Regions from separate parts of the Homo sapiens genome. Here region 1 is linked to region 2. The links are chromatin contacts, found by Hi-C or POLR2A ChIA-PET in ENCODE. All regions are on one chromosome and are shown on one strand. Each heading gives the region's core, a stretch centred on a gene start or an enhancer-like site at or near the end of the contact. The rest is flanking DNA. Distances are from core to core; before and after follow the strand shown. Region 1 has its middle 72 kb from the start of RAP1B. Region 2 overlaps RAP1B (RAP1B, member of RAS oncogene family).

Region 1 (5,438 bases), core at 1,756-4,255, 100 kb before region 2:
TTTAAGGCCAGGCACAGTGGCTCACGCCTGTAATCCTAGCACTTTGGGAGGCCAAGGAGGGCAGATCACTTGAGGTCAGGGGTTCAAGACCAGCCTGGCCAACATGGTGAAACCCCGCCTCTACTAAAAATACAAAAATTAGCCCAGGCGTGGTGGCACATGCCTGTAATTCCAGCTACTCAGGAGGCTGAGGCAGGAGAATCCCTTGAACCCAGGAAGTGGAGGGTGCAGTGAGCTGAGATTGCACCACTGCACTCCAGCCTGGGTGACAGAGTGAGACTCCGTCACAAAAAATAAATAAATAAATTTTAAAACAAAAGTAGTATTAAATCTTGTCAAATCTTGTAAACAGGTATTACTATCTAGCTTCCGCCACATAATTTTTTTCTTAAATTAAAAAAAAAAAAAAATGTGTTGAACTGGGTGTGGTGGCATAAGCCTGTAGTCCCAGCTACTTAGAAGGCTGAGACAGGAAGATCACTTCAGCCTAGGAGTTTGAGGCTGCAGTGCACTATAATTTTGCCTGTGAATAGCCACTGCACTTCAGCCTGGGCAACATAGCAAGACTTCATCTCTTAAAAACAAAAGTGAACTCATGCTTTTAATTACCCTAGCATGCAACCTAATAATGCTATTAACCCAAACTAAAATACAACATCAAAACATTTCTCCATATCAAAACTGAACTCTACTATTCTATCGTTTAATTGAATCTCTAGATTCACTTTGGTGTAGAGAGACTATAATAGTGAATTTTTTTCTTGCAAAGTATTCTGACAGGTATAATGTGATCATCATTTACATGATCCAAGATTAGGCTGATAATAAAAAGGAATTAGTTCAAAACACCAGCCTTAGAATCCCTCAGTACGTGTTTCCTTTATAAAAGTAACTACATTATATTTGTAGTGGCCTATGAGGATTTTGATAATCTCTGCAGCTTAGATGCTGAATGAAATGCATTCAATGATTCAATAAATACTTATTGTGCTCTGATTATGTGCCAGGCATCCTACAGCTTGAGAAACAGAGATGAATAAGGCACACTGGGTTCCTGTTTTCTTGGTCTTCATATCACAATGGTTGGCAGGCAGACCACAAACAAGTAAAAAATAAAAATATTCAAGATCACTTCAGATGATAATAAGTGTTGTGAAAGAAATCCAAAGGGTGACATGCAGGGGAAAACTTTATAAGGCGTGATCAAGGACAGTATCTCTTGAGGGGGAGATGCAATCTGAAACTTTGGGTCAGAAAATTCCAGTTGGAGGAAATATCTAACATATATTGAATCATTTCCTTAGGTCAGTGGTCCCCAGCCTTTTTGGCACCAGAGCCCGGTTTCGTGGAAGACAATTTTTCCACAGACAGTGGGGGATGGAGATGGTTTTGGGATGAAACTGCTCCACCTCCGATCATCAGGCATTCGTTAGATTCTCAAAAGGAGTGTGAAATCTAGATCCCTCACATGCGCAGTTCACAATAGGGTTCAGGCTCCTATGAGAATCTAATGCCGCTGCTGATCTGACAGGAGGCGGAGCTCAGGCAGTAACGCTCCCTCACTCTCCGCTCACCTCCTGCTGTGCGGCCCAGTTCCTAGGAGGCCACAGACCATGCCCTGGGGTTTGTGGACCCCTGCCTTGGGTGATATCCCATTATTTTTGTACCCAGAAACCCCTAAGACACACTGTAAACCATGATCAAATATATTTCTACCCTTTGTCCATTGGCTTCAACTGTGGTCCTCTAGGTTTGATCCTAGAATAGATATGATGATCGTGTGCAAAGTGTTCAATATGCTGACTCACCTTCATTTGCACTCTAGCAACCTTGGCTAATGAAGAATCATTTGGGGAATATTAGATACCATTTTGACCCTTAATTTATCCTTCATTCTCAGGGACTTTGAATTAATTTTGAAAAACTAGTGTTGAAATGTAAGGTTAGGATCTCAAAATTCTTTGTTAGTCTACTAAAGAATCATTTTTTTCCGTCAATTAGCCTCTTAAATTCACATTAGCCAGACATGGTGGTGGACCCTGTGGTCCCAGCTACTTCAGAGGCTGAAGCAGGAGGATCACTTAAGCCCTTGAGGTTGAAATTACACTGAGCTATGATCGTACCACTCCACTTCAGCCTGGGCAACACAGCAAGACCCTGTCTCTAAAGAATAATAATAATAAATTAATAATTTAAAAAACATTATGTTGAAGTCTGGCCAGTTCAATGACTGGAAAAGCAACCATGATATCTTGTATTTATAGAGTCCTGTTTCCAAGTAACCATCCATGAAGCAGCTTAAGACTATCCACAGTAGCTTCCCACCCATGACAGCAGTGATTCTGCCCATAAACTAGCTGGTTTACCCAAGATTCCATCAGAGGCCCTCTAGCTCCCACAAAGATTTCATTAAAAGATATCAATAAAATCTAAACTATTTTATTTTTGGCAAAAGTCTTTTGGTAAAAGGCATTTTTGGTAAAATATCTATTTCATACTTTATTCTTGCTCTTCAAACTTCCAACATATTTGTTATTCTTCTAGCTGCTGAGAGTCTTATTGTTTTGCTGAGAAAATAAATAGAGGCAATCAGAAAAGAGCTTCCAAAGACTACATCAAAAAACATGTCCCCGTGAGCACCTAGAGGCCTCCCCATAATTTCTAAAAAAAAAAATCCTACAAGTTTATTTTTAGAGTCTGTTTGCCTCCAGTCTTAGGTCCATACATGTTAACCTTGATATACTCAATTGATCTAGACACAAGCCCAACCCTTACCCACGCTTCTACCAAAAAATAAAATAAAGTAAAATAAAAAATTAGTTGCATCAAGTACTTAGCCAGCTCAGTCATTTTAGCAAAGGCTTGTGCGGGAGGATGGAGAGGAAGAGTCACGTTGAGAAGATGTTCTCTGATTGGCTCCAATGCTCCTCCCCTCCCAGGCCCTCTGGACGCCCTTGCAAGTTACAGCCAAATTGCTCCCTTTGTCTCAGAAACATTCCGCCCACACCCTGGCCCCTCCTGGGATCTCTTCTACTTTAGAAGCTCTTATCAGGGTATTTTTCAGAGTAATTACATTTCCCTTTCTGAAGGAATTCTGGTGCCAACTGTTAATAAAATAACATTCCTCCTCCTTATTACATGGGATGCACCAATTTTTATCCTGGAGCAGCTTCCAGTGTTAGAATAGACAGCAGGAGATTTCATGTATTTTAGAGCTTAGTAAACTTAACTTTTACCAAAAATAAAATAGTTTAAAAACAAAATGGAGCCGCAGGGAGGAGTACTTAGAGGGGCGGAGCTAACAAGTGGTTTTCCACGTTTGCTCAAAGTGGGGGCTGTTGATGTGTGTGGTTTGTCACCGCAGGCTTCCAGAGCCAAGTTACATAAAAGAGCAGTCCCTTTCACTTTCTAAAGGATTGTATTTTGCTGCAAACTGTGACCATGCATAATGAGCTTTTGATACATTTCTTTTAAAGTGCATGGTATAACCATAGGGTTTTGCATTTTCGGGTCCTCCCCTCTTAATTGAAGGACTGGCACACACAAGATGACATCACAAATTCCTTAGTTTCATTAAAAACAGTGACTACTCTATCCACTTAAGTTATGAGAATTGCTTTTCTAAAGGAAATACATTTATCGGGAGCCACAGAAATTTTCTAAATATAGGGTAGCTTCCTGAAACAGTAGAAGCAAGTGCCTTCAGGACAGTTTATTTATATAATTTAATGGAATTTGATTCCTTTGAAATTGGCAAGTAAATATAAGTAAAGGGAAAGCTGTCTGTTATTTTTTATGGAAGTATTTCATGAAGATCTTAGGTTTCATATCATTACACATTCCTTGGCTCAGTTGATAATGGGCACGTAAACTACTTTATGCAATTGAAAGGGGTATACTTTTCACATAATTTGGGGGTGTGATTATTATTCAAATATATGTGCCTAATTATTACAAACACCCTTAGAATTAATTTATCTGGGCCAGTATTTTCATGATTAAATCCCTCCCCCAATCCTTTCTTGACCCCTGCTTGGTAATTAAATCACATTTTATTATAACAGTGCTTCTTAATAAGACAGTCAATTCTTGCAGTGTCCCTGCAATAAAATGCTCTTCCAGAGCACAGTCTGCACCATCTAGATGATTTCTACAGCCAGTACCAAAGGGCCATTTGTCCCAGGCAGGCATTGAATGACCGTACCCTTTTTAAAGCAGTTCTCCTTAGCAAATGCCCAGTTTATGAGGCCTTTCTACTAAGGGAGGAGACCACCCCTCATATTTTCTTATGCCCAATTTCTGCCTCCAAAGAAAGAAGAAGTAAAAACTAAAAGGCAGAAATGAAATCCACAGTCAGACAGCCCTGCGCCACACCCTGGGCCTGGTAGTTAAAGATTGACCCCTGACCTAATCGGTTATGTTATCTATAGATTACAGACATTGTGTAGAAAAGCACTGTGAAAATCCCTGTCCTGTTATGTTCCGTTCTAATTACCGGTGCATGCAGCCCCCAGTCACATACCCCCTGCTTGCTCAATCAATCACAACCCTCTCATGCAGACCCCCTTAGAGTTGTGAGTCCTTAAAAGGGACAGGAATTGCTCACTCGGGGAGCTCTGTTTTTGAGATGTGAGTCTTGCCGATGCTCCTGGCCAAATAAAGCCCTTCCTTCTTTAACTCGGTGACTGAGGGGTTTTGTCTGTGGCTCGTCCTGCTACATTTCTTGGTTCCCTGACTGGGAAGCGAGGTGATTAACAGAAGGTCAAGGCAACCCCTTAGGCGGCTTAGGCCTGCCCTGTGGAGCATCCCTGCAGGGGACCCCAGCCAGCTTGAGTGACGTGGATCCTGAGAGCGCTCCCAGGTAGGCAATTGCCCCAGTGGAACACCTAGTCAGAGTGGTGCATGGCAGGCCCCTGCAGAGGATCAACACAGTGGCTGAACACCAGGAAGGAACTGGCACTTGGTGTCCGGACATCTGAAACTTGGTAAGACTAGTCTTTGGAACTTGCACACTCCTTTGGAGTGGAAGCGTGGCCTGATAACCCACGGCATGCCTGTACCAGCACTTTGGTTTTTGTTTTTGACTTGACTTGGATTGCTTGATACTTTGGTTTTGGTTTTGACCTGGCTTGGATTGCTTGATACTCTGATTTTGGTTTTGATTCTGGTTTGGTGTAAACTGTAAAAGTGTGTGTGTACCCTTTTTACCCATTCTTTGTTTTGTGGTGTGCGTGTGGTGTGAACTTGGTGTTTTGCCTCAAGGAAGCATGGGTCAGGCACAAAGTAAGCCCACCCCACTAGGAACTATGTTGAAAAATTTCAAGAAAAGATTTAAGGGAGACTATGGAGTACTATGACACCAGGAAAACTTAAAACTTTGTGTAAGATAGACTAGCCAGCATTACAGGTGGGTTGGCCATCAGAAGGAAGCCTGGATA
Region 2 (5,280 bases), core at 504-3,003:
AGTGCAAGAATGCTTCAGAGACATTTCCTTGACACTAACCTCCTAAGAACTGCATCTTGAGATATGCTGCCCTGATCTGTGTTGTTTTTGCTACACAGCTGAGGAAAAGAGGTACATATCCTCCTCTAAAGAGCTGGCACAGGAACTCACCAAAGGGCATTTTGTACATATTGAAAAACAGCACCTCATAAGACCAACTACATTTAGACTTCTCCAGAAATCCCATTTATGCCCCTTTTTGCAGAGGAAGGGGCTGGATTGACTCCCAAATCCAAATTTAACTTCAGCCACAAACTAATTAGCATGTCACCCCACCAAAGATTTTTTTTTTTTTTTGGGAGACTGAGTCCTGCTCTGTGCTAGGCTGGAGTGCAGTGGCACAATCTCAGCTCACTGTAGCCTCTGCCTCCTGGGTTCAAGCGATTCTCCTGCCTCAGCCTCCTGAGTAGCTGGGATTACAGGCATGCACCACCACAACCGGCTAATTTTTGTATTTTTAGTAGAGATGGGGTTTCACCATGTTGGTCAGGATGGTCTCCATCTCCTGACCTCGTGATCCACCCACCTCAGCCTCCCAGAGTGCTGGGATTACAGGCATGAGCCACCATGCCCGGCCCAAAGATGATTTTTTAAATGCTCAACAGGACAAAGCCTAATGGTAGTCTTTTGTTAAAAACAAAATTTAATATCAATCCATTGACAGGACTCTTTGTGTACTGAGCTATATAGTAATTTCACCTTAATAGAAGTTCTTCATAACCACCCCATATAAAACCATCCATTCTTATCTCTTTTTTTTTTCTCCATACTGCTTATCACAGCTGACACTTTATACTGACTTTGTTTCCCCCTCTATACCCTTTACTCCAGATTATAAATTCTGAGGACAGGGTCTTTCTTTCACTGCTTTATATTCCCACTGCCTAGAATAGTGCCTAACATATATTAGGTACTCATTATATATTTATTGATGTCAAATATTGATTGCTGTATTATAGTAGTGTTAATGGAAGGTGTCATTTCTTAGATTTTCTTTTCTGACCAGCACAGTTCTTGGGTTGATGGAGTATGTCCTCAATAAATCTCAGCATCAAATAAACAAGAATTTTCTTTTTAATACATAAATTTGTCATTTTGTTACGCTTTTTAGTTTCCTCAGTGATTTTTTAGAATAATTCTTGTTCATAATTTGGATCAGTAATATCTACAGTTGAATCTTAGGAAGAATGTTATAGGCAATCCAGAATGTTGGATAATTAAATCAGTTATTTGCATTTTGATGTGTAATATAGTGAACACATTTAGACAAAAAAAAAGCTACCCCATAAGACCAGTTTTTATTTTCTTTGATTCATGTCTTCAGGATTTTCTGTTAACTCAGAATTATTATAGCATTCATTATTGTTTTGTGAAAATACTAGTTAATAATCTCCGGTTAATGAAATAATTATCTTAGATAAATTTACTGAACTTAATGTAGAATATGTTTTTTGTTTCGTTTTGTTTTTGAGACAGGGTCTCACTTGTCACCCAGGCTGGAGTGCAGTGGCACAAACATGGGTCACTGCAGCCTCGACTCCTGGGCTCGAGTGATGCTCCCACCTCAGCCTCTCAAGTAGCTGGGACTACAGGTGTGTGCCACTACACTTGGCTAATTTTCATATTTTTTGTAGAGACGGGGTTTCACCATGTTGCCCGGGCTGGTCTTGAACTCCTCCTGAGTTAAAGCAGTCTGCTTGTCTCTGTCTGCCAGAGTGCTGGCATTATAGGCATGAGCCACCACCCCCTTCTTCCACTTTCATTTCAAACAGTTATGAAGCAGCCACTGAAACCGGACTCTCGACAATGCCAAAGGAGGTTTTGTTTTCTTGTCTTTCCATGTCTTTGCTGTGGTTTGCTCTGAAACTAGAATTAAACAGCTTTTTAAATTGATAAAAAAGAACCAATGCAAATAAAACTACGGTCTGTAGAGTAAATGGAAAAAGTTGTAGAAGTAATAATAAACTACTTTTAAACAAATGAGTAAGGTAGTAGATATTTTGCAAGAAGTAAATAGCCAAGTGTAAAAGCTGTCAGTTACTTTCATCAATCAGGTTAGTTGCAGTCACGCAAATTTTAGGTGATTATATAAGGAACTCAAATTAGGAATCTTTAAATGTAAATGACCTAATACTAAAAACTACCCAAAAAATATATTCAAAGATAAATAGAAGAAATACTTATGCATTTGAAAAAATCGATGCATTCCACAGTTCCTCTGAATCAAAGGTAAAAAAAAAAAACAGTGTAGAAAATACTTTGAACAGTAGTGGAATTTTTAGTATTTTGATAGCTTTCTTTAGAAATTTAATTGATTTTCTTCATCTGTAATCTTAGATTGTGTTGGAGAGGCAGTGTGAATCATGCATAAAGTTTATAATTGTGTATGTGCCTACATGATGTAGAAATTGCACCTTTTGGCTGATGAAGTATCGTATAGTTGCACTGTTGATAACATTAAGTTCATTTCGCATATATGCTACAGTCTTTTCTGTTTAACGCGTTGAGTAAAATGAAGATCCAGGAGTCCCTCATTAGTTGGTATAATTGGTTAATTCATAGACTAAAGATGAATACAAATGTACTACATTTGCAGATTAACTCATACATAGGCATATTATTGTTAACTAGCAATTCTTAACTGTACAGATAGTTTCAAACTGCATCCAGTTTTTACAAATAAATGCTCTTGTTTATAAGGAATACCATAAAGAGAGCACATGTAAATGAAGAAAATCTTGTCACTTATACTGGAAATTCAAGCGAGAATGATATTAAAAAAAAAGTTGTTAAAGGCAACACAAGAAGTTAAATGAAACTGAGTTAGCAATGAGAGATATTGGCTAATTTACTGTGCCTAAAATTATGGTGCTATTGGTCTACTGTATAATTATTATTTTTAATGTCCAGAATGTGTAATACAAGGGCCAGAACTTCCTCCTGGACTCAATTTTATAAATTCTCGATTAGTTGGTGAGGCCAATAAGGATACTTTTTCTCGTCTAATTTGGTTTCTGGGAAAGCTTCGTTCAAGTCCTCAGTGGTCATCTGATCAAATGGAATTAAGTTCTTCATCTTCTCCATCTGTTTCTCATATTCTACAATCCTGGCCTTTGAGAGAGACACCCACTCAGCACAAGATTTCACATCTTTTTCTTCGGCATCCACCTGCGCAGTATATTTATCCTCTGGCACGGGAACCTTCAGGGCATTAAACTTCTTAAAGTCATCCACCAAACCGGCCTTGGCCACGTTGGCCTTGTAGTAAGCCCAGTCGATAACCGGTGGATTCTCAGGTAAAGCAGCCAACCTGGAGGTGAGGGTCTCATTCCAGGATTTCAGGAAACTAGCAATGGCCTTTTGGTTCTGGGGTATGATCTCTGCAAAAGCTACTCAGTCAGTGGTTTTTAGAGCAAGTTTTCGCCCAGCCATGTTGGGATTCTTCACCGACCCTGGCTGCCCACGGTCCACTGCAGCCGCCTTTAACTTCTTGAAGGTTGTTCATCTTAAAATTTCTTTCAGAGTTTTTCTGTTGATTATAGTTTTTGTTTTTCTTCCAAAATCTCTTCACTTTAAATGGTAGTACATGGCAGTAATACCTTCTAATAGTCAGAACTCTTAATAATTTATAATATCAGGTATTCTAGTATTACTTCCTATCCTCTTTTTGACTTAATCCTTATTTTCTACTGATGTACAAGTAGTTAAAAATGAGCAAGCTTCTCAGAATGTAATCATTTACTTGTGGCACACCAGTTAAAGTACTAACTTAAGTCCTTTGCTACCATATTTATCTTTTCATTCTAGATAAATTTTTTGCTTGCTAATTGTAAATATTGCATTGATATAAGATAGGTATTTAAAATGTCAGTATTTACATTGAGTATTTCTTTTTCTATAAAGCACTTAAAATATATTTAATGTTGTAATTTTCAGTAGTTAAGCATCTCTTAGTCCTTTTTGAGAAGTGTTTTCTGAGAAGTAATTAAGACTTAAAGAATAGAATTAAACTTTAATTGATTCTTTTATGCTTACCTGTTTGTTTCTTTAAAAAGGTACCCTCACCATTAGTTTATTAATCCAGTACTTTTCCAACATCAATATTTTATAGTTACTCTATGAGTTGAGTGGCTAAACTTGGTATTTTTGAGTTTTCTAAAGTCTACTTCTTAAAAATGCCAGTAATTATCAGCATTCTTATAATAATATTGGGGTAGTTATAGAACAACTTCACAATTCCTCTGTTAACTTCAGTTTTTGTTTCATTTGTTTTATAATTTTTTCTATTTATTAACAATAGAACTGTCAGGAAAAAAAATAAGCAAAAGGAAAAGAAAATTCCCTATCCCCCCACCTTGTCATGTATTTTTTTTCTTTTTTTTATTCCAGGGAATTGAAATTCATTTTCTATTATAATCTCAAGATTTTTTCCGTACTCTTGAGGTAATGTAATAATGAGATTCCTCCTAGGCTGTCAAAATTACAGTCTGCATAACTTGAGGTACAATAGATTTCATTAAGACTTCTGTGATTAATATTAGCGGTCAGAGACAATGCCAATATTACAGGATTTTTGTTTAGTAATGTGTTTTTTAAATACTTAAAAGAGGGCTATTTCCCAGTCATTATCTCTGAACATTTTTAAATGATTCAAAATACTGATGTATGCACAGGTTTTTGCTTTTTTATATTGACATGGAGGGTTCTTACATGTTTTTGAGCTAGTAGATTAAAGAGTGGAACAGTGGGCCGGGCACGGTGGCTCACGCCTGTAATCCCAGCACTTTGGGAGGCCAAGGCGGGCGGATCAGGAGATTGAGACCAATCTGGCTAACGCGGTGAAACCCCGTCTCTACTAAAAAAATACAAAAAATTAGCTGGGCGTGATGGTGGGCACCTGTAGTCCCAGCTACTCAGGAGGCTGAGGCAGGAGAATGGCATGAACCTGGGAGGCGGAGGTTGCAGTGAGTCGAGATGGCGCCACTGCACTCCAGCCTGGGTGACAGAGCAAGACTCCATCTCAAAAAAAAAAGTCGAGCAGTGATTCTCAACTGAAGGAATAGCAGTCCTCTTTAGTGTACTGAGTGGCAGCTCAAACCATTGTTACTCTTATTTTAAAAGTTACTTTTTTTTTTTTTTTTTTTTGAGATGGAGTCTTGCTGTGTCGCCCAGGCTGGAGTGCAGTGGTGCGATCTGGGCTCACTGCAACCTCCACCTCCTGGGTTCAAGCAGTTCTCCTGC

The links. Hi-C counts contacts between places; a loop is a spot of excess contacts on that map. ChIA-PET counts read pairs that join two places held with the same protein, here RNA polymerase II (POLR2A). Pooled maps may share reads with other maps.
Region 1: a loop to region 2 is called in a pooled map, with 2.8 times the contacts of the local background. The contact joins two enhancer-like sites. A Hi-C loop is called at or near these places in 7 of 50 pooled maps. POLR2A ChIA-PET finds 5 or more read pairs at or near these places in 6 of 52 experiments (CD4-positive, alpha-beta T cell, Panc1, T-cell and 2 more).

The regions. Positions count from the first base shown.
Region 1 is chr12:68,535,971-68,541,408 of GRCh38, forward strand. No RefSeq gene overlaps it. Among named protein-coding and RNA genes, the nearest start is that of RAP1B, 72 kb to the right of the region's middle. RefSeq lists an enhancer at 2,637-3,599. Within about 2 kb of position 3,006, at least 18 of the 41 ENCODE cell types and tissues checked have a DNase peak (open chromatin) inside an H3K27ac peak, as active enhancers do.
Region 2 is chr12:68,639,523-68,644,802 of GRCh38, forward strand. The region is part of intron 1 of RAP1B (RAP1B, member of RAS oncogene family); the gene reads left to right. It also overlaps the pseudogene ATP5PDP4. Among named protein-coding and RNA genes, the nearest start is that of SNORA70G, 15 kb to the left of the region's middle. RefSeq lists an enhancer at 1,634-1,763. Within about 2 kb of position 1,754, at least 4 of the 41 ENCODE cell types and tissues checked have a DNase peak (open chromatin) inside an H3K27ac peak, as active enhancers do.